3 separate regions of the Homo sapiens genome follow, and all the other regions are linked to region 2. Evidence: chromatin loops called from intact Hi-C (ENCODE). Cell type or tissue: PC-3. All regions are shown on one strand.

What was found. Peaks named below come from ENCODE experiments on the same cell type or tissue, not always from the same donor. Only the 100,000 strongest peaks of a DNase experiment are listed, where the experiment ranks them.
Region 1: a loop joins it to region 2, with 5 times the contacts of the local background. A loop is called at or near these places in 30 of 110 quality-filtered maps.
Region 3: it touches region 2 in a loop (7-fold over the local background); 13 of 110 quality-filtered maps call a loop at or near these places.

Annotation. Positions count from the first base shown.
Region 1 is chr14:51,869,524-51,877,523 of GRCh38, forward strand. The region is part of intron 1 of GNG2 (G protein subunit gamma 2); the gene reads left to right. Among named protein-coding and RNA genes, the nearest start is that of GNG2, 13 kb to the left of the region's middle. In PC-3, no CTCF peak of the experiment used is centred here; a DNase peak (open chromatin) is centred at 3,838; H3K4me3 peaks cover 602 bases; H3K27ac peaks cover 2,287 bases.
Region 2 is chr14:51,974,807-51,982,806 of GRCh38, forward strand. LOC105370497 (a long non-coding RNA gene) reads right to left here. Exons shown (of 3, transcript XR_007064166.1): 3 at 7,720-8,000. Among named protein-coding and RNA genes, the nearest start is that of RTRAF, 11 kb to the right of the region's middle. In PC-3, CTCF peaks have their summits at 4,486 (motif pointing left) and 4,698; a DNase peak (open chromatin) is centred at 4,455.
Region 3 is chr14:51,824,502-51,832,501 of GRCh38, forward strand. LOC101927598 (a long non-coding RNA gene) reads left to right here. Exons shown (of 8, transcript XR_002957605.2): 8 at 484-518. It also overlaps a transcript of GNG2 not described here. Among named protein-coding and RNA genes, the nearest start is that of GNG2, 32 kb to the right of the region's middle. In PC-3, a CTCF peak has its summit at 3,809; DNase peaks (open chromatin) are centred at 3,660 and 4,110; H3K4me3 peaks cover 1,065 bases; H3K27ac peaks cover 1,475 bases.

The DNA of each region.
Region 1 (8,000 bases), 110 kb before region 2:
GTTTGTTGAAACAGGGCCTCGGTCTGTCACCCAGGCTGGGGTGCAGTGGCATGATCATGACTCATTGCAGCCTCAGCCTGCAGGTGGGAGGCTGATCCTTTCACCTCAGCCTCCTGAGTAGCTGGGACCACAAGTGTGTGCCACCATGCCCAGCTAATTTTTGTATTTGAGTAAAGATGGGGTTTCACCGTGTTACCCAGACTGGTCTTGAACTCCTGAGCACAATAGATCCACCCACCTCGGCCTCCCAAAGTGCTGGGATTACAGGCCTGAGCTACCTTGCCCTGCCGCGGCTCTTTTTAAAGTCACAGAAAATCTGTGTCCAGTGGAATTTCCACTCACAACTCACATGCTATATGTATGAGTAAGTAGGCAGACAGAACCACTGTGATTGGCTAATTTAAGAGTTTCCTCCCGAGGCCATGGAGCAGCCCAGGCTCGCTGAAGAACAAAGTCATCAGACCCCAGCAAAAGGGTCTGGTTCTATTAGCAAGGAAGAGGGGGTTAGTGGGTAGGCAGTCAATAGAGTTGGCCACTATTATTATTCCCATTTTATAAGTGAAGATATCCAGACTAAAAAGGTTAAATAACTGAGCAATATCATACAACATTGAATTGAACAAAGTTTCCATGCATTTCCCTTTGAGAAAAACACGAACAAAAGCCTTGTTTTTGGCTATATAACAAACCTGCACGTGTACCCCTGAACCTAAAAGAAAATATTAAGAAAAAAAAAACAACTTGTTTTTGTTGTTAGCAATGATCTAGGTAGGCCAGAGGAAGAATCCTGGCGAAAAACACAGACTGGAGAAAGCTAGGCAAAGTAAAGAATAACCTTCTAAACAAAATATTCCAGAAGGAAATACATCAGGTCCTATAAAGCAATAAGAATGGCATTTAATTTAGACAACCAGCCCTGCATTTCTGCATTGTAAAATATATATATAATTAAATTGCATTTTCCTGACTGGTCATTTAAATCAATTTGGTCTATATAAAAATCTACCCTGGGCCAAGTAATGAGCTAGAGACGCCAAGCATTCTGTGTATAGTATCTGTCAGACTTAAATGAAAACCTTGTTTTCTCTAGAGAGGTAGGTATTTTGTTGATTACAGTACCTGTAAAGAAGAATGGATCATCTCTGGAATTTCTGATTATGAGTTATTTAGAAAATAGTTTCCACTTTCCAGCTCCGGAGGCAGCATATACAGTTCCATTACTGTCGCATTCTCTTTATGGTTGCTGCTTCCTACTTTGGCATTATATTTCAGAGGCTATGCACATGAGGCAGCAATAGTGAAAAAGGGAAATTTCAGTGGAATTGCTGTTATTACAGTGTTTTGACTACTTGTCTCTAAGGTGTATTTCTGTGCATGTTCATCATAACAGACTAAGCATTAATGGTAGGAGTACTTTTTAAAATAAATGATGGAGTGCTTCCTACTCTTAGATTTGCATTTTTAAACAGGAAAGTAAGTTAATTCTAGACTTTGCCAACAGAGCTCTGTTTAAGGAGAGTATTTATCTGATCTATGTTAGAACCATATAAGAAAAATTGTGAAAAAATTTAAACCGAAACCCTCACTTTCATTTTAAAGGCTTTATTTGGGAGAATTAAATTGGTCCTTTGCCGTTTTTTTAAACCTCATGAATGACGGTTGTGTTTAGGGAACATTGCTGTGTATAGGCATTAAGGCATTTCATTGACATTTTTATTTTTTCTTTGGAAAAAAGTTGATATTAAACAGTTCTATGTCTTTTAAAATTAAAATAAGAAAAATTTAAGTAGAGGTGAAAATTCCTAGGCAAAAAAAAAAAGGTCCAACTAGTCTTTTCTTATTCATCTTAAAATAATCATAAAATACTGAAGTGTAGAAAAGTAACATTCAAAGATAACATGTAGGAGAGTGTAGCAGTTAAAGGACATTGGTTTAGAGTCAGAATTACTTGGGCAAATTGCTTAAGCTTTCTATGCCTCAGTTTCTTCATCTATAATGGGAAATAAGATAATATCTACTTCACAAAACTGACAGGAGAAAAATACATAATAAATGTGAAATGTTTATTTAGCAAGGTGCCTGAATTGTAGTGTAATTATTCAAAATAAATATATTATTAGTATAACTTATTGTTATCACAAATCTGCAGTAGAGTATCTTTTATTCTATCCAAGGGATTTGCACCAAATTCTGCAGAAGTGATTGTTATGGCCCAACATTAATCATAGGTGCTCAGACCTTGGAATAAGGCATCCCCTAAGGAAGCCTATTATTGTCGGATGTCGTTTTGACTTCATGAAGTAATAGTCTGGGTTTGTGCTGTTTGTTCAGGAATCCATGTGCTTAGCCATCAATATCTCCAGTTTTCCTTTCCAGCTCAGGATAGGCTTCCACTTCCCAGTCTGCTTTGGTTAGGTGTGGCCACATGCCTTGCCTTGGCCAGTGAAGTGAACAGAAGTGAGGTGCATCACTTCCTGGAAGAAGCCATAAGAACCGGCAGGTGAGTGCAGTGGTTGAAGGATAGAAGTGTTCTCTGCACTCTTAAGCCTGGGTCATACTGTCAAGACAACACAAAGAGCATCTCTGCTAAACCGCAGTGGACATGGAGAGAAAGTGAGAGATAAGCTTTGCTCAAATAAGCCAGAGAGTTTTTGAGTTGTTGCCACAGTATAACCTAGCCTATATGGATTGAAACTCTCTGGTTTTCCCTTCAAACTCTAGAGAAAAAATATATTCTTGGTTACAGTGCAGTAGCTATTTGGATACAATAATTTTAAATGACTATTTTGTGTGTGTGTGTGTGTGTGTGTGTAATGTATTATATGTTAGCATCGAGGGATTTAAGCGAAATAGATTTATATAAATTCCACTTACATTTCTTTTAAAATAGGGTTTATTTCCACTTCACACAGAAGAAATCAACATATCAAAATTACTAGCATATATATGTTTTATTTTTTGTTGTTGTTTGAGGGAGTCCACTGTGATGCCGATGTTAGGACTCTGAACTGCAGGCCTGGTATAATCATTAGGTAATGTTCCCTCTCACTGACAGCCTTACCCAGAATGGTGCCTTGTGAAGCAAAGGAGCTTCCTAAGAGAAGATAACGCGCTGAGCCATGCCCATGGCCTTTGCCTCCCATGAGAAAATAGTCTTCCCTAAGCCCTATTGTGATGTTCCAGTTATAAACAATGGTGCTTAGTACATAGAAGGTCTAAAATGATATTTATTGAATAGATGAGTGGAAGCAGTGCACTGTTCTCCAAATGTCTGGACTCTTTCATGTTTGCATTTTAAAAATAGATGCTGTTGTTTTGTAGATTTGTTTAAAAACATCTTGGTATTAAGACTGACATCTATTCTTTTATAACACTTTACATGTGGTCATGTACCCACAGATTTAGGCTGTTTTATTTTATAGTTTTCACTACAGTTTATTTCACCTGATTATTTCATTTGGGTCTCTAAAATCACATTATGAAATACCTTAATTATTTAAATTAGGAACAGATTAATTATCTCCAGTGTACAAACTCAAATTAATTTCATTATAAACCTGAAGTTTAAATTGATTAATCTTGGAGTGTTTAAGGAATAAAATGGGTTTTTCTTCATCCTTAAGGAGAAAGGCATATTTGATTTGATGAGTCTCTCTTCATCACACCAGTTATGATACTAGGCACAAGATATTTGCAAGAAAACTTCAGATGGATTTTATAAACCAGCCAGAAACCTGTGTGTCTGGGGCTTCTGGGGGAACAATCTGTGAGTCATTTTAAAAAACAAACACACTCATAATCACGGTGCATGTTGTTACCATGGTAATTAGGCCTGTTGAGTTGGCTTGCTTATGTTCCTGCAAAAGCAAGAGGGGGAGAGAAACTGAGAATTCAGAGCTTTGACTATTAGCTTCAATTTGCCTACTGCAGGAGAGAGTGAAGGGGTTTCTCAAGAATGCACTGGCACAGTCATTCTGAGAGGGAAGTGAAGAAACCCTGGCATCCTGCCTTTGTTATTGAATATAGGTTAGCCATATTAGTGTTGGATATTGTGGTTCACAAGGGAGAAAAGGATCATTTGGCATTCTCTTGGGAAAAAGGGGAAAAATAGTTTCTTTCTCTGATATATGACTTCATGTAAGTCTCTAAGGTCAACCTTGTGGAGTGTCTTGTGTGCCTATGCACAAGGTTTTAATGATCCTCTAAAAGGCACCAAATGCTGCTGATGAACATTATTGCAGGTTTAAATGATCTCAGCATATTATTCTAATCTGGTTAGAGGCTAGTTTTAATGAGGCCATTGTTTCAGATCTGATTCCCAAGTAAGCAAGATATCTTTTCTCTGTTTTATGGACTAGGTACGACTCCTTTATCTTGGACAGTCATCTTGTAATGCAGGCCTGTGGGATACAAAGGAGACCAGGGAGGTTATGTGAGCTCTGCCAAATCTATTACTACTCCAGGGGAAAATAAAACCAAATTCTTGGGCTAGTGGAATTACTGTAGGAGAAATCCAGTATGATTCCATGTGAAGAACCAATAGCACCCTTAAATTAAAGGTATGAGTGTACACACAAATCTGTTTTTAAGACTGTTTCTAAATTCACTTTAAGAAGCCTGGGGCCAGGCACAGTGGCTCACGCCTGTAATCCCAGCACTTTGGAAGGCTGAGGTGGGGCGGATCACGAGGTCAGGAGATCAAGACCATCCTGGCTAACGGTGAAACCCCTTCTCTACTAAAAATACAAAAAATTAGCCGGGCGTGGTGGTGGGCGCCTGTACTCCCAGCTACTTGGGAAGCTGAGGCAGGAGAATGGCGTGAACCCGTGAGGAGGAGGTTGCAGTTAGCCAAGATTGTGCCACTGCACTCCAGCCTGGGTGACAGAGCGAGACTCTGTCTCAAAAAAAAAAAAAAAAAACAGTCTGGCTGGGTGTATTTGGCTTACGCCTGTAATCTCAGCACTTTAGGAGGTTGAGGCAGAAGGATTGCTTGACCCCTGAGTTTGAGACCAGCTTGGGCAACGTAGAGACACCCTGTCTCTACAGAAAATAAAAAAAATTAGCTGGGCGTTGTGGTGCACACCTGTGGTCCCAGCTACTACTTGGGAGGCTGATGCAGGAGGATTGCTTGAGCCCAGGAAATTGAGGCTGCAGTGAGCCACGTTCACACCACTGCATTCTAGCGTGGGTGACAGAGCAAGACTCTGTCTCAAAAAAAAAAAAGTCGGGTATCCTCTGAAATGAATAATTATAATGCATTGACTAAAGTTTTACTGCTTAGAATATGCCTCAATCAGATTTTAAAGCAGAACTTTTTAAACTATAGATTTCGTTTTTCCTCTCATATGTGGAAAGAAGATACATGTTTCCCAAACTTTATTCTATATTTAATTTTCTTAACATTAGTAAACAAAACTTAACTTAGTTTTTTTCTGATCATCAAAGTAATTCATACTGATTATTGAAAAATGTGGAAATTATTGAAAATTTGAAAGAAAAAATAAAAATGGCTCCATCTGTTAATTAAATTGTTAGTTGAACTGCATGTAACAGTGGCCTGATTTCACAGTGGCTAACATAAGTTAGAAGTTACTTCTTTTTAATGTAACAATCCGGACGTGGATGGCCCAGGACTGGTAAGGTAGCTGTGCTCCACAAGATCATGCAGGGAGCCAGGCTCCTTCTATCCTGTTTTTCTATCATTCCTATGAGGTTTCTCTTGCTTTCATTGTCTAAGGTGGCTTGTCACAAAGGCTCTGCTATAACCGGCAGGATGGAAGAAGTTGGAAGGGGAGGCCCTGACCCAGAAGTTACACATACCACTTTTGATGCTGTACCATTGAATTTTGTCACATGACTGCATACCTAGCAGCAAGGGAGGTTGGGGAAAGTAGCTATTATTGATATGTAGGTGCTTAGCTTAGAATTCTATTAAAACCATGGAAGAAGACGAGAGCAGATGTTGGGGTATATCTAGCAATTTCTGCCACTTTTGTTATTCTGTTGAACAGAGGAAATATATTGTTTAGATTTTGATGTATTTTCTTCCAGTCTTTATGTATCAGAAAGATACTATGTATAATTATACTAGAAAATGTGTTATATAATACAACTTATATTATGTATATAATACATGTTAGTGCATATATATTAGAAAAATATATTAAGACATAGAAAATATATATTAGAAAAAACATATGTAAATATGTATATTAGAAAATTGTTGAGTTCACACTATATATAATATTTTATATTTTTTACTTTAAAATTTAAATGACAATGCATTTTACATTCTTTTTACTTTATAATAAAATAACCTTATTTTAAGTTACTTTTTAAAGTAACAATATTTATTAATTTTAAAATAAAGTTAAGTAAAAAGAGAATATAAAATGCATTTTTTCATCATTTAAACATTTTTTTCTTTTTTCCGAGACAGACTCTCACTCTGTCACCCAGGCTAGAGTACAGTAGCATGATTATGGCTCACTATAGCCTCACTCTCCTGGGCTCAAGCTATCCTCCCACCTCAGCCTTCCAAGTAGATGGGACCACAGGTGTGCATCACCATGCCTGGCTAACTTTTGACTTTTATTGTAGAGAATATGTCTCGCTCTGTTGCCCAGGCTGGTCTCAAACTCCTGGACACAAGTGTTCCTCCCTCCTTGGCTTCCCAAAGTGCTGGGATTACAGACATGAGCCACTGCACCTGGCCCGTTTAAATTTCTTGTATTCATTGTTTTAAAATTTTATCATGTGGAGTTTCTGTTTTACTTAATAGGTTGAATTATTGATATTTAGGCTATTTCTTAACACCTTGATAATTCTTCTTTGTCCACATTGTGGGTTTGTTTTGGTTAAAGTCATGGAGTGGCATCACTAAAACAATGACTGAGAACATATTTGGGTCCCTTGATAAACAGGACCAGACGGCTTTCCAGAGTAGTTGTGCCAGCTTCCACTATCACCAATAACAAATGAGTGCCGGGCCCAGAACCCCCTTGAACAGGCTTATTTTGCCTGTCCCACCTAGTCTTTGTTACCCAAGGGTTCATTCTCCGAAAATAAGTTGTTTTTAGCCCTTGGCTTTTTTTTTTCTTTTTGCTGTCATTAATCATGAGATAATGGTTTTCTAATAACTTTAGCCCATTTAAAAACATATGGCCCCTATGGTAGTCTGGGAATATAATTGGTTGGGTTGAGATTGTAGCACACAGGCCAGTCTCAAGTAATGTGAGGCCTCTGGAGACACTGATGTTCGTTTGGCCCTAGAACCCCTTGCGAATTTGAGTTCCACCCTCATTCATACTATTCTAGATGTGAGATATCTCTTTGTTCTCAGACACTGCAAAATAGGAATGGGAAAGTGTTCCTTGAGGCTTTAGCAATTCCCTTTGAGCTGAGTGCTCTAAAGCTTTTCAGGAATAAAGAAGCTCATCTACACAGGAACTTTCTCCCGTAGGAACCACACTCGGCACTGGACAAACGTAGGCCACTCTGCCTGATAGCCACAGAGGTCATTAGTGGCTAAGGGCATAGGTGTCTTCTACTTCTAAACAGCCTATAGAAGCTGTGGGTGCCAAAGATACTCTTATAACCACCAACGTGTCCTCCACCCTCCTAAAGGGCCAGATACACACAAACTGTATGCACTCAAACTCTGTCCCTAATACCTGGAGCAAGAGTGTGTTGGTCTCTGCTGCTTTGGTCATGCTCGGAGCAAATTAGATTAGGTCAGGAGGAAAGATTGTTCTTATTCATTCCATCGGTATACAGCCTCTCCCACCAAGGACTCTGCTTCCTCTAGGTTCCTAAGTGGCCTTTGTGTTTTCATGTTTTCTTGCATGCTAGGAGATTTCACAAAGAAAGGGACTCCAATTTCACAAATCTATTTCTTAAAAGAAAGAGAGTTAATAAAAGTTCATTTCTAGGCTCTGAAATGTAAACCTGTGAGACCTCCTGCCCTTATAACTATATTGCCATTACCACCCACCCCCGTT
Region 2 (8,000 bases):
AGGTCCTTGACTCAGGCTCTGCTTTGCAGGGATCTCAAAGTAACTCACCCCTACTTTATAGATGAGGAATTTAGGGTTTAGAACGGTTGACATTTCTCTAAATTCCCATTACCATGAAGTGGCAGACCAAGGATATAAACCTAGGTTTGTCCCGATTCCAAAGATTTAATTCTTAACCATTATCTTATGGTGTAAATTGGAATGTAAGTACATAAAAGGGAGGTGATAATAAAAGCTCTGAGTCTGTTCTTATTTATAGAATAAGCGGATTATTTATAAACTTCAAATCTCTGAGTTACTTCTCTAAAAGGAAGAAATCAGTGAGCTCATGTCAATATTTACATTTTCTTCACAGTGGTCATTTGGTACCTAGAAAGTATCAGCAGTAGCTTCCAGGTTCATCTTGCACTGAAAATATTTCCTGGTATCAAGGAGCCTGTGCAAGGAAGAACAAGAAGAGTGATTCTAACAGGGAAGGCACAGAGTGTTTTTTTTTCTTCAGGACTTTCAGGAAGGAAAACTCTCTTCCTTTACTGACTACTCTTCCAATACCTGCTTTTCTGTCATCTTAGAGCCCAGTGACCCTCCAAGGGTCAGAAGCAGGGTCATCTGAGTAAGAGTAGAAGCTTCCAGAGACTTCACTCTCCAAGCCGTGATTTGAGAAAAGGATCAAGAACGAATTCTAGGACAAAGGCCCTTGCAAATGCAGTTTCAGGGACTCACTCAGAGCTTCTTTGGGAAAAAAGAATGGAGCTTATCTCCTTCCCCCACCGTCAATCTACTTCCTGTTCCTACTCCAGGGATATACGATGTCCCACTCAAGCTTGTAACACAGAATCCCAGCACAGATCAACAGATGCTGCTACACATGCACACACTTGCGTATGTGTGCGCCCAAGGAAAGGCTGTTCCGGAATGCTTAGGAAAGCCAATTGTCACTCTAAGAAGGGACCAGCATGATGTACTGGCATGCCCATCATAAAAAAATCACTACTCCCACCTCTAGGTTGTCTTGGTTTACTTTATAACAGCAGTTCTCAAAGAGTGTTCCAGTAACTCTTGAGGGGACTTGAGCCGCTTTCAGGGAATCTGCAAGGTCAAAACTATTTTCATAATATTATTATGATGTTATTTGCCTTTTTTACTTGCCTTCTTTCATGAACATAATTGGATATTTTAGAGGCTACATATTGACGTCACAACAAATTGAATGCAAATGCACATACAAGAATCTGTCTTCTCTTAAGCCAGACAATAAAGCAATTTGCAGAAATGTAAAACAATGCCACTGTTCCCACTGTATATTTTCTTGTTTTGAAAAATATAGTTATTTGTCATAAGAATATGTTATTTATGTTACCATGTAATGGGCTTGTTATTGTTATTTTCAATGAATTAATACATTTTTTTTTGAGATGGAGTCTTGCTCTGTTGCCCAGGCTGGAGTGCAGTGGCATGATCTCAGCTCAATGCAACCTCTGCCTCCCGGGTTCAAGCAATTCTGCCTTAGCCTCCTGAATAACTGGGATTACAGGCACAGGCCACCATGCCCAGCTTATTTTGAATTTTTTTAGTAGAGACAGGGTTTCGCCATGTTGGCCAGGCTGGTCTCGAACTCCTGACCTTGTGATCCACCCACCCCAGCTTCCCAAAGTGCTGGGATTACAGGCGTGAGCCACCATGCCCAGCCTCATAAATACATATTTTTTAAATTTTCTCAGTTTTAATTCTAATATGGCAAATAACAAGAGCTACAACCCACATAAGCCAAAGCCCTGATAATTTTAGGAGGTCCTCAATAATTTTCAAAAGTGTAGAAGTCCCTAGACCATGAAGTTTGAGAACTGCTGTCTTATAGAATGCCTTTGAGTTCCACTCCCTACTTTCCAGATGGGAAAGTTGAAGTGCCATTCAAAATTATATAGAAATGTAGTGGCAGAGTCATGAGTAGACCGTAAATGGAAAGAGGAGATGATTCAAAAAGGCAGCATAGAAGTGTTTTAGGTCATTCCCTAGGACCACGTTCGAATGTTTTCTAGGAAAACGTTCCTGAATTCAATTTCATAATTAAACAGCATATTGAAAGACAATTTTCCACAAAAACAAAAGCGAAATCATGACTCTCACATAGGTATTAAATGAACACGTCAAAGATTTTCTCTAACTCATTATTAATAAGGAAACAAGGCAGATGTTACCAGTGGCCAAAGCAAAAATAAATAAAAGAGATTTAAAGATCAGGAATACTGAAATGAATTTGCAAATGGGTGCAAAATTGGCCTCTTTCACAAAGGAGGAGACAAGTCAGTTAGGCCTCCACTAGACATGATTCAGTTGCATGTCTAAAACAAGGATTCTTTTGCATTGCTATCAGTTATCTACAATTTACAGTTACGAAATAGCTCAAAGGCAAGGAAAGGCACTGAGCTCCCACAGAATCAGAATTAGATAATTCCGAGTCAAGTGCTGAGGCTCATGCCTGTAGTCCCAGCTACTCAGAAGGCTGAGGCAGGAAGATCGGGCTGAGGCGGGAGGATCGCTTGAGCCCAGTCCAGCCTGGGAAACATAGCAAGACCCTGTTTCTAAAAACAAAAAAGAGAAAGAAAAAAAGAATTAGATAACTTGGAAGAGTAATACTATAAACAATGCATTGTTTTCTATTGAAGTACCGGTTTTTCCTTACTTTTGAGACCACTTCAGGTGCCAGGCACTGAGTTAAGCTAAGTAATTCAGAAAAAAGAAGAACTTAGTTTGTATCCTGTTCTCCAAGATCTTACAATCCATTCCTATTACATCCCATCACTAACACTAAAGAGCACCTCTTTTCTCACAGAAAGACATGGCATTTCTTAGGGCTTATCTCTATCTGTTGGGTAATAAAAGCTAACATCAATTTAGTGCCTACCGTGTTTTGGCTCTTAACACCCTCCCAAAAGCCTTATCAGATAATAATATCCCCTCACATTACAGAATAGGAAACAGAAGCTAGAGAGTTAAGTCCCATGTCCAGAATCTCAACCGGTAAGGTTGTTTTGAGGGCCCAAACCTCAGAAGATCCAGCTCCACCTTCACGCTCTCCCTTAATCTGGTGCGAAGTCAGCAAAGGGACTCCTCGTTGGCAAGAAACGCATGATGCAGTTAGTATTCACACCAGAAAGGGCAGTCATTTTGACCCTTGAGAATCATGTGTTTTTATTAAACCCCTTAACTCAGTCAGAATTTTTAACAGCACTTTGCTTAGTAATAGACATGGTAGGACCTGAAAGAGATGTTTTGGTTCCTTCATCTTTCTTGGTGGATAACTATTTCTAGACGGTCTAGGAAGAAGAATTTATAAAGGTATTCTCTCAGAGAGACATGGGCATTACAGATGGAGTTGAGAAGTTGTGCCGAGGGTTGGCTCAGAGCAGGAACTGGCAAACCACAGCCTATGGGCCAAATTTGGCTGGTTTTTAGATGGCCTATTAGCTAATAATGGTTTTACTGTTTTAATCATGGAAAATTGTTTAAAAATATTTTGTGACATGAAAATTATAGGAAATTCAAATTTCAGTGTCTATAAATTTTCATTAGAATACAGTCACACCCATTAGTTTCATGTTTTCTGTGCCTGCTTTTAAGCTACAAGGTTCATGCCGCAAGACAGCTTTCTAAAACAGATTTGGAAACCAGGGTGATGTTACAATTGGTCAAAGCAAAAATTTAAAAAGAGACATTTAAAGATCAGGAATACTGAAATGAATTTCCAAATGGATGCAAAACTGGCTTCTTTACTGAAGGGCAGACAAGTCAGTTGAGCTTCCACTAGACAGGATTCAGTTGCATGTCTAAAACAAGAATTCTGTTCCATTGCTATCAGTTATCTACAATTTACAGTTACAAAATAGCTCAAAGACAAGGAAAGGCACTGAGTTCCCACAGAATCAGAATGAGATAACTCAGAGCCAAGTGAAATGGCACGTCTGCAGTTCCAGCTACTCAGCCAAATAGTTCTTCTATTTGCAAGATTGTCATAGATACTGTATGGCCTACAAAAGTGAAAATATCTATTATCTGGCCTTCTACAGAAAAAGTTTGCCAATTCTGGCTTAGAGTGACCTTCTGTTTCAGAATAATTTCTCAGAAACACCAGAGTAAGTAGCTCAGAACGACTTCAAGATGGCATGTCCTAAAGGCCACAGGGCTCAGAATTACTGGGGGAAATTCTGTTATTTCAGGAGACTTGGTAAAAAGGCCAAACCCCACTAGAGGCTTGAAATCCTAGCCTGAATACCACTTTGGGAAGGTTCTCCGCTAGGTTTCCCGCAATTGGCACCGCTATCACTCCATGGCTGTTCTGGTTCATGTTCTGTGGAAATCCACTTGCCTTTACCATTCTTTACAATAATTACAGCTAAGTGGTGCCTCCTGTGTGGAATTTGCCATCCCTGACCGGAACAATCTTGCACATCGTTCTTCTTTCTCAAGAGCGCCCTCTGCTGGTCAGTTCTCAGAAGGCGCCACATCATCGCGTCTTTCGTCTGCAGATGCTCTTTGCAGCCAGAAGCCGAAGGTCATTTTGATCTAGAGAAGAAAGCATTTTGGCTATTGTCTCCATGGCTGTTCGAATTTTCATTCGAGTACATAGGCATTACTGCGTCAAGATGTAGAACTTCTTCACTGTAGAAGACGCTGAGAGAACAAAACTCCCTTTGAACGCAAACCTTTGAATGCAAAGTAATAATCCCTTAGGTAAGCAGGAAAGGCCTAGGTAAGCAATGCCCTGCTGCATGCTGGATCCCCAAATTACTTGATAATAAGGCAAAGCTGAGTGCATAGTTTCCACCATAAGGAAGTCTCAATAGGAGGAAAACAGGGTCTTATTTATGAAGACTCTGACGTCTGGTTTAAGGGAGATCTTTTAATGTAGGAGAGGGAGGTTGGATTAGAATTGGGTAAGGATTGTGACATAATAGTTTAGGATTGGTGGACACATCAAGGGAATGTGAATCTAGGAATGTAAACTGTCTGTTGATGACTTGAGACTTTCCAGAAAGTTCTCCCATGAAGCATAAAGATTTGCAACTTGGCTCTTCCAGGGCAAGAGTCTCTGGACTAGTAAAGTTATGGTCTTCAGTGTGATGAAATAGTAAATAGCTGGTTAGGGTTCTCAGCCTCATAAGATGGTGAATGTCATCGAGGAGGCCAATTGTGAATAGGATGTGAGTGTAGCCATTGCCCTGGTGACTTAGTACAAAATGTTGGGCCCGCTCTGGGCTTCCAGCTTTGTTAGGGGTGACTGGAAGTGTGTTTATACCTCTTTCAGTATGTTTGGACATGGCAGCTCTGCAGCTATAAGGTAGTCCACTAGGAAAAGGGATGATCTTTCTAGGCTGCTACGATACTGGTTTGACATGAGCATCTATGTTAGGCTGGAAGGTGCAAAGTGAATGAGAGACAGACCCTTGGGATCCTGCCCCAGCTGGGGAGGAGCTCTGCAGAGGCCCACATTAAAAAGCTACTGAAGGTGCACAGTGGACAGTGCCCAGGCTTGGTTGGATGTGGGGAAAAGTCAGGGAAACCTGCACATGGTTGAAGTCAAAACTGAGATTCAAAGGGTGATGGGAACTCACTAGGCTGGGAAAGGATCAAGGGAAATGCAAGAGAACAAGGGGGTTTATTGTGGAGGGTGAAATATTGACTTTTAGCCATGTTGGCTGTGAGGTAGAGAATGGGGCTAGCCCAAGAAATGCAAAATTGGAGCTTCTCTGAGAGGTGGGGATTGAACAAGTGGGTTTATACTCATGTTTAGGCAGGGAGAAAGAGGAAGGCATGGAAAATCCCTGGAAAAGCTAAAATAACCAAAGGAAAGAGCATAAATCAAGAGTAGAGGTACACACCCCCAAGGGAAAACTGTGATGCTTATGCTGCAGCATCAGTGGCTGATGAAAGCTGGCCAGCTTCAATGTTCCTATGCTTCTCTCTCTAGGGCCAGAGATTGTCAGAGGAGCCAGAAAACTATCTTGGGACATGAGCTTGTCCCAACGTCTCGGGGCCACCTGCCCAGTGGAGAGGGCCATGGACAACACAGAGGAATGTGCTTGAGAAAGGAAGGAAAAGAACTCCCCCACCTCACAGAGTAGGACCGAGGAGGACAGAGAAGGTAATTAGTTTTTGTGGAACAGAGGATTTGGCCTATTTCTTACTCCGAATTTAGTCAACTCAATGCCCGAAAGGTTGGGAAACAGGAGTGGGAAAGAAATTGTTCCAAATGAAGGCTGCCTCTCGGGGGATCCTGCTGTGCAGGCTGCAGAAGCAGGGGTCTGCCTGGGCTGTTGCTAAGGTCTCAGGGGTTGAGCAGAAACAAATGAATGGTCCTGAAGGGAGGAAGGACAGAGCAGTGGCCCAGGAATGGGCCCAAGTTAGGAATTCGTGTGTAGAAGTCAGCACAATGAAACCCACAAAGTTCTCTGCGACAGCTGTTCTCAATCTTGAGCACATCAGAGTCACCTGTAGGGCTTGTTAAAACACAGATTGCTGGCCCAACCCTATGGCTTCAGATTCAGTAAGCCTGGGCTGGGGCTGGAGAATGTGCAATTCTAACAAGTTTCAGGTGATGCTGTTGCTGCCACTCAAGGGACCAGCACTGAGAACCATTGGTCTATGAGATCCCCAAAAGGAGTTGCTGTGGTTTGAACATCCTCCAGAAGTTCATGTGTTGAAAGCATGCTGCAGTGCAGAGAGGTGGGTCCATGTTTGCCATCCTTTAGGTAAGCAGATGAGGCTGAGCTGCCCAGCTTCACAGGCCACACTGTGGCAGAGGATCAGTGTCCCCCGGGCTCCTGAGGCGATGGAGCTCTTGTCACTTGGATAGTGTGGGAGCAGTGGGAGTTTCCTGTATGACTAAGAGCAGTACAGCCCTGACACAGAGAACCTGTAAACCTGTGCACCAAGAACCAAAGAGTGGATAGAGATGAGAATGGCCCAGGGGACACCAATGTGGGTCTACAAGGACGTGGAAGTGATCTGCTAACTACCACTCATTCCTTGGCATGTCAGAAGTACCCCCAAATTTAGGCACAACTCCTGAAAAAGGAGATCATAATGGATTCATCACAGATTGACGGTGATTTAACTTATAAATTGTGTGGAAAAGAAGTTCAAATCAGAAATTAGGTTCCCATGTGTGGTCTGTTTTGTATTACTTCCCTTAGCAATGCCTGGAATGAATGAACAGCCTAGGACAGACTTTACTTCCCAGGGTGCTATCAAAGACTGCCCATCTCCAGGAGATCCATACTTTTTTTAAAAACCAAATTCCAACTATTTCCTAACTGTGAGGAAAGGGTGTGAAAATGGCAGCAGCTTTAGAAACATACTCCACTGAGCTCTAAAGTCTGAGGCTGCCGGAAAGTTGGGCTCATTGGGGAAATAGCTCAAACCCTCATTAACAATCTAAATTATTTATTCCTACCTAGTCATTAGTGGGACCAATGAGGTCAGGTCTCAGGTTCCACCAATGCCACTAGGGAAACTCTACGTGATTACAGCTGGAAAGGGAAGGATGACAGAGATTTCTTTTCCCTAGCATTTGCTAACACCCACACCCAGCACTGAATATTAGATACCGAGCACTAAATTCCCAGGAGGCTGCTGCTCTTACTCGCCAACGCTAAAGTAGGAATGACCCAGCAAACATGAGAAATAAAGAGAAACAAGGTGTTCAAGTAGAAATGGGTATAAAGAGCAAAATTTTTCCCTTTATTATCAAACCTCAATATAGTAGCATATTTACAATATTTTCCAGGGAGCTTTTTAAAAGAAAAGATGTATAAAGAAACTATTGTGCTTTTTCTGAGCCTAGGACAGGAATTGAGGCCAGAATCTCACTGGAAAATTGAAAAATCTCTTTGAATTAAAAGAGTCACAGTGGTGGAGCTGGGAAGTATATGTCTTGTCTGCTAGCAGCTATATTCCTCCCTTTCTTTCTCATGCACTTTTTCTCTCAGGCTTAGAATTTG
Region 3 (8,000 bases), 150 kb before region 2:
CTGATGATATTGAACATATTTTCATGCTTTTACTTCCATTCCTATATCTTTTTTGATGAAATGTCTGTTCATATCTCTTGCCCACTTAAAAAAGGTTTTTTTTAAATTATTGAGTTGTAAGAGTTCTTTATATATTCTGAATACAAGTTCTGTATCAGATTATGATTTGAAAATGTTTTCTCTCAGTCTATGGTCCATCCTTTCATTTTCTTAATGGTGTCCTTTGAAGCACAAAAGTCTTTTAACTTTGATAAGGTCCAATTTATTATTTCTTTTATGCATCATGCTTTTGATACTGTTTCTATATTATGTCAAAATAAGAAATTTTATATAAATACAATATTTAATATTATAATATGTATAATATATAATTTTATATGAATATATTTACTATTAAATATACTATGAGGAAAATTAATACCTAAGCTACCTCAATTATTCCTCCTGACATACTTTGTATTTTGTTTTTGTTTTTTGAGACAGGGTCTGGCTCTGTTACCCAGGCTGGATTGCAGTGGTGCAATCTCGGCTCCTGTAACCTTCACCTCCTGTAACCTTCACCTCCTGGGCTCAACCCATCCTCTGGCCTCAGCCTCCTGAGGAACTGGGACTTACAGGTGTGCCACCACACACAGCAATTTTTTTTTTTTTTGTATTTTTGGTAGAGATGGGGTTTCATCATGTTGGTCAGGCTGGTCTCTAACTCCTGGGCTCAAGTGATCTGCCCATCTCAGCCTCCCAAAGTGCTGGGATTATAGGCGTGAGCCACCGCACCAAGCCCTACTTTGTATTTTGAATAGAAGCAACAGCAGTGATGGGATTCGTACTCCAAACCTCAGCGTCACACAACATTCCCATGCAGCAAATCTGCACATGTATCCTCTGTATCTAAAATAAAAGTTGAAATGTTTTTAAAAAGAAGCAATGGTAGCACTCTGTTTTAAACTAATGTTAATGTTCTCAAAGCCACAGTGGAAGAAATCCACTACATATCACCTAGAACTGGAGATCTAATCTGACAGGTGGGCCACAGTACTAATAATGTGAGCACAATTCCTATACAAAATTTTATTAAACTGTATTAGTTGAGCAGACAAAACTACACAGACACTCTTCTCTCTGCCTTGTTCCTTCTTGTACTCTGTTTCCTGTTTGTGTTTTTGTCATTTTCCTTTATGTGTGTATGTGTGATTTTCTTTCCTGCCTTTGCTGGAGCTGTCACCATGTGGATGGGAGACCCTCAAATCCCCAGACAACTGGTTTCCCAAAGGGTTGCTGGATTTGTTGCTTTTTCATTGTTCTGACAAGAGCTATGTGCCTGCCTTTGTTGAGTGGTAAATACGTGTTGGAAGCAAAAGCATCACTAATATAATGCTTTATGCTACTGAGGCAACTTTCTCATTAGTGCCTAGCATACTGAGCAAAGAAGCTGGGTTCCAGAAATAAATAGAAGTGAGCTGTTGACAGCATGAGCAGAGTCCCCTTTTTACATGGCAAGAAAGAGAGAGAGAAAGATCTTAATTCTGAATACCAAATTAAAAAGCCTTTAAAAGAGGCATCTGGAAGGATTTACTCCTCCTTCTGAATCAGCCATCAGTGGGCAGCAAGAACTGAGAAATGATGCTGTCATGTATATGAGAGGGTGATAGGAAAAGGGGGAGAGTTAGAGTCTAGTGAGGCTGAGGGTTGCAGGAGAGCATGCAGAGCCAGCAAGAGCGGATGGCTGAAGGTACTGTGGCCCTTCCTATCTGTGGGTTCCCAGACAGGGATCAAAAATATATATTAAATAAATAAATGACAACAATTTTAAAAATACAAATTTTGAAAAGAAAATATAACAACTATTTACATAAGATTTACTTTGCATTAGGTATTATAAGTAATCTAGAGATTATTTAAAGTCGTTGGAGGATGTGCATAGATTATATGCAAATTTTAAGTCAGTTTCCATCAGGGACTTGAGCATCTGCAGATTTTGGTATTGGTGGTTGGGAGGCAGGGGTGGTCTCCAGAACCAATACCCCACCTCGTGAGTATTGAGAACAACTGTATACATGCCATTAATCATGCTGAGTGCAGTGATGTGGGTGGCGGAATGGAGGCATTGACCTGAAACAGGAACACCTCATTCTCTGAGATGAAGGGATAAGAGGGAAGCAAGGGTGTGGCTACAGATAAACTAGTTATTTGGATGGAGTAAAATATAGAAAGAAATCACACTTGATGGGACCAACGTTACTTGCTGAAGTAGGAGATGAGGTCAGCTGAAGAGTTCAAAAGGGTGAATTAGAATGGTGAAGTTTTGGAATTATCAGTGAAGGAGAGAAAAGAGAAACCAAGGATAAGTTAAAAGACCCATAAATAAGCACAGCTGGGATTAGGCACAGAATGAGATGGCTATGAGGTTTTCTCCAGCCATGCTTGATGTCTAGCACTTAGGAGCAATGAGAAGATAAGTTGACACAGATCCGAGGTTTCCTGGGGGAAGGAGCGAGGCTGACACAAGGTGAGAGGTGTAGTTCAGGTAATTCACCACACCCTTCAAGGTGGGCAGGTAAGGAAGGGAGGCTAGACGGTGACAGCAGCAGTTCCCAAACTTACCTGTATGTAGAATAATCTGGGGATCTTTTAAAAGTTCCAAAGCCCAAGCCACATCCCAGGTGAATTAAATCACAATCCCTAGGAGAAGGGCACGGGCACAGATGTCAATACTCTTTAAAGCCTTCCAGGTAATTCTAACATGAAGACAAGTTTGAAAAATATTGGGCACATACACTAGAACAGTGCTTCTCGAAGTGTAGTCCTCAAACTGGCAGTATCAATATCACCTGGGAACTTGTTAGAATTGCAAACTCTTGAGCTCTACTCCAGGCTTATCAAACCAGAAATTCTGGGAGCAGGGATTCCGCAATCTGCCTTAACAAGCCTTCCAGGTGATCCTGATACCTGCTAAAGTTGGACAATCACTGAATTAGGAGGAAAAGAAGAAATCCTGGTCCCGGTGATCCCTCTGAGAACAGATGTAGTGAGAAAGCTAGGAGTGGTATTTTTTGATGTCATACAGTTCCAGACTATAACTAGCTCAGCTTTGAGACTTGAGGTCAAATAATTAAAGCTGTGATTAGTGTGTTGGATGTTCATCCACGTATATGTTTACATATCCCAGAATTACACGCAGTGGAAAAGCAGCACCGTGGAGCTGGGTGATTCCTGAGCCCAACCTGTGCCTCTGGTCTAGGGGCATGCAGGGGAAATTGCAACCTCCAATGGAAAGAGAAGCAAGAGATGGTGTACCTTCAGGCAAAGGTAGGCTTCAACAAATGGTGATGGAAGGATACTGCAAAGAGGAAAACGTTGAAGTGTTTATTCTCTGAGGGAATGGTGGAAAGAGTAAAGAGCTTGGAGAGAGAGTCTGAGAGTGGGAGGACTCAGGAGGGAGCATAAAGCTGCGGAAGATGAGAGAATAACCCAGGATAGATGTTTGGGTTGTAGACGGTTGGGGGAAGGCAAGCACCATATGCCTTGGGGGCAGTGGCCATGGATTCTCGGGATGAGAGGCCTCGGTAGAACTGACTAGCTTCCTCAACATGAGTTATTTGGTGCCACTGTGGCTGATTGTGCAGACAGTCCTGCCATCATCCCCAGGGGAGCTGAGTCACTGTGTGGTGAAAGCCACAGTCTCCGGCAAGGCTGCTTTGTGCTGGGCAGGGAAGCTGCAGGGACTGGGGAAGCCACCTCAAGGTGAACAGGAGGTGGCAGAGCCTGGTCTGCGGTGAGCGCTTTCACACAGTAGGGAAGTTTTCCTACTTGCCTGAGCTCCGGATTGTTTCCCCCAGCAGGGAGCTGTGCCTGCCTGAAAATGGTTCCAGGGCACAATTGTTATCATAAAGGAAAGCAGGACCAGAAGAACCTTGACAACTTTTTGATATTGCTTATCCTAGCTCTGACTGATAAGGGGGCAGGAGGAAAAAAGGAGGGAAGGAATAAATCAAGGAGATAATCACAAAACAACAAGGAGATAATCACAAAAGCAGAAGAAAACATGTTGTTTTCACTGGGCTGTGGTTGGCTTATGATATCTGTCTGACTCACGGCCACACTGAGGATTCTGGAATGCATTCTACCCAGGTATGAAGTAGGCATCCTAACGGCCACAAGATGTAGCTTAGTTTACAGACCCATCAAGCTGCTTGGGTTGGTCTAAGGCTGGACTGTGAAGCTGGTGAAATTTGTTTCTGACTCTGCTATTTTCAGGCCTCTTCTCCTCCCCAGAAACCCTTCTCCTTGGTTTCTCCTGCCCCTATAGCCCTGCCCTCACCCTTCAGGAACACCCCAGGGGCTCAGGGCTGGGGACGGCAGAGGCTTAGCCCCACTACCTCCCCGCTGCCTGGCAGTTTGATGTGCAGACGTGACAGGCCCTCTGTCTCAAGATATTAGCTCTCTTCCACCATCACACTCCCCAAACCCTCTTGTCACCATTCTTGGGAATGCCAAGGTCCACAGTGATGATACTTTGATTCTTTGTTGCTCAGGAATGATAGTCACAATATTTAACAAGTGAGCAAAGGCACTGATAGGTAGAACAGACACCAGCTGTGAACACCTCAGTAAGGCAGCAAGGCACATGCTGGCCAAATAGCTGCATCCTCCTATCCACCTAGCCTTTCAGTCCTCCAGTGACCTGGTCCTCCTGTGCCTCAGCTGTCCACTCCCAGGTGTATAGCCTAGACTTGTTACCATCCACAGCAGCACCTTCTCAGTCATCATCTGCTGGCTTTCCAGCTTATCTCCCCAACTCCCAAAAGTTCTTTAAATTCAACAGTGCTTGGACACACCTGCAAGCTATTGATCATACCACCTTTTCACTATCTGTTACAAGGCCCCCAAACACTTACTCCCTCCTTACCTAGCTCAGATTCCAGAGCTCATCATCATTATGTCCTCATCTTACTTGTCTTTCTTTTGCTCCAGGGTACTCACGTGTCAACCCCCATCCTGGCTAAACCCAACTCATCTCCTACTACAGACCTGCATTTGCATAACTGCTATTTCCTACCATCCTTATAAATAAAAACCCTATCTTGATCCCATATTGCCCTCCACTGACCCATTCCCTTGCTCTCTTTTAGAGTAAATCCCTTAAAAAGAAGTATCAATCTACACTGTCCCCAATTCCTTCCCTGTCATTCTCCATTAAACTCACTCCTGTCAGGATTTCACCTCCACCACTCCAATTCTGCTCTCATCAAGACCACCAGAGACATCCACTGCTAAACCTAATGTTCAGTTCTCAGTGTTTATCATATTTGACCTATGCTCCTAGTTGATCACTCCCTACTTCTTCTTTTTTTTTTTTTTTGAGACAGAGTCTCACTCTGTCACCCAGGTTGGAATGCAGTGGCACGATCTCAGCTCCCTGCAACTTCCGCCTCCTGGGTTCAAAGGATTCTTCTACCTCAGCCTCCCTAGTAGCTGGGACAACAGGCGTGCACCACCATGCCTGGCTAATTTTTGTATTTTTAGTAAAGATGGGGTTTCACCATATTGGCCAGGCTGGTCTTGAATTCCTGACCTCGTGATCCGCCCACCTCAGCTTCCCAAAGTGTTGGGATAACAGGCGTGGGCCACCATGCCCAGCTCACTCCCTACTTCTTGAAGTGCTTGATTCTTTTGACTTCCAGGATTCCTAACTCTCCTGGGTTTCCTTCTCTACGATTAGCCATTCCTTTGTAGTTTTTTTCTGGTTCTTTTTCATCTTACTGATTTCAAAATACTGGAGTGCCTCAGAACTCAGTCTTTGGACCTCTTCTCTATCCATACCCCCTTATTGAGCTCATCTCCTCTCATGGCTTTTAGTACCATCTTTGTCCTCATAACTCCCAAGATTATATTTCTAGCAAAGACTCCTCACCTGGACTCCAGTCTCAAATGCCAATTGCCTATTGGACATCTCCACTGGATGGTTCATATTTATCACGTCCAGAGTGGAGCTCCTGATCTTACCTTCAATCTGCTTCTCCTGCATGTCTCCTGGCTCAGCAAATAAAAATGCTCTATATCCTTCTAATTAAGCCAAAAAGCAGAGTCAATTCATGTCTTCTTTTCACTTGCAGACTCTACATTGAATCCATAGCAAACTTTGTTGGCTCAACTTTCAATATGTATTCAGCCGCTAACCACTTCTCATTACCACTTCGACTGTGGTCCAAGCTGCCAATGTTTTTGACCTGAATTACTGAGATAGCTTCTTAATAAGCCTCCTTGCTTTCATCATTGTCCCCATTCCAGTCAACTCTCGTTACTGCAGCAAAAGTGCACCTTTTCTAACATGAGATTATGTAGTTGCTCCTCTAAAGTCCTCCAAAAGTTGTCCATTTCACTCAAAATTTCAGTTCAAAAGCTAAATAGTTAAAATGGCTGACAAGACCTGACAGCACGAGCTGTTTCTCCACCCTATTTGTCTCCAACCTTCTGTCCTGCCTCTCTCTCCTTTGCTCATGCCACATGATGGCCTCCTTGCTAACCCACAAATGCACCAGGCATGCTCCAGCCTCAAGTCCTTTGTATACTTGCCATGTTCTCTAACTGAAATGCTCCTCCTCCAGATCTCTGCTTTGCTAGTTCCCCAACTCCAAAAATTATTTAACTCCAACAGTTTTAATGTCACATTCCCAGAGGCCCCTGCGTTTAATATTACTATAAACCTCCTCCTCCTTTGTGTTAGCACATTCTAGCCTCCTTCCCTTTAAAAACATTTTTTGCCAACATCTAATTATTATCTAACATACTGTATTTGTTTGTTTATTACATGTCTCCCCCAGTAGTATATAATCTGCAGGAGGATGGGACAGGAATTATTGCCTGTATAGATCACTGCATAGTCCCCAGTACTTAGAACAATGTCTGGCACATGTACTGTGCTCAATACATATTTTTCACATGAAAGGATGATATAAATGAAAAGGACAGCAAGGGGGACAGCCTTGATCCATAAAATCTAGACTGTCGGTATCAGAAACCACAAGCAATAGGGAGAACTATGGTAATAAAAAGGGGTCATGAAAGAGCTATATGTTTGAGCAACCAATTCTGAGAGAAGGAAGGGAAAAGCTCATTTCTTTGTAGTAGTTAGAAATTATCTGGCACTTTTTCCTTCTCATCTCATGGTCTGTAAGGAAGTGGACTTCAAAACAAAACACACTTGATATCACTAGAGAAGCTCTACTATAACTGAATTACTTCATGACCAATGCCAGCATAGTGTTATTTTGAAAAATAAATCGCAGTCTAACATTTAAAAAGTAATATAAAATTTTTGATGAAGTCTCATAAAGTGATACCAAAGTGAAATACATTATAAAATATGCAGCATAATTCCTAAAGATTCTCTTCTCACTGTCAAAAGTATTATTTTCAAAATTTAAAAAGAGAATTCCTATACAAATACATAGTGAACATGTATCAAAGTTTTATTTTAACTCATTAAAATGATGGGGAGGCTGGGCTGGCAGCTTATACCTGTAATCCAAGCACTTTAAGAGGCCAAGGTGGGAGGATCGCTTGAGCCCAGGAGTACGAGACCAGCTTGGACAACATGGCGAGACCCTGTCTGTACAAAAAATACAAAAATTAGTCGGGCATGGTGGCACACACATATGGTTTCAGCTACTCAGGGAGCTGTAGTGGGAGGATCACTTGACCCCAGGAGTTCAAGGCTGCAGTAAGCCATGATTGTGCCACTGACACTCCAGCCTAGCCAACAGTGAGACCCTGTTACAGGGAGAAAAAAAAAAAAGAAAAGAAAAAGATGGCAAAGCTATTTCAAATGATGATAAGAGAATTTAATGTGTGTATATATATAGTCAGTGAAAGCAAAAATAAATGGAGAAATATGATTGCTAATTAGATACAAAACTATTACAGGGCAATAAACTGCTATCTTTGGGGTTATCTTTTCTACTTTAGAAATAATTTGCATCACTATAGAGCAAAAATTATTC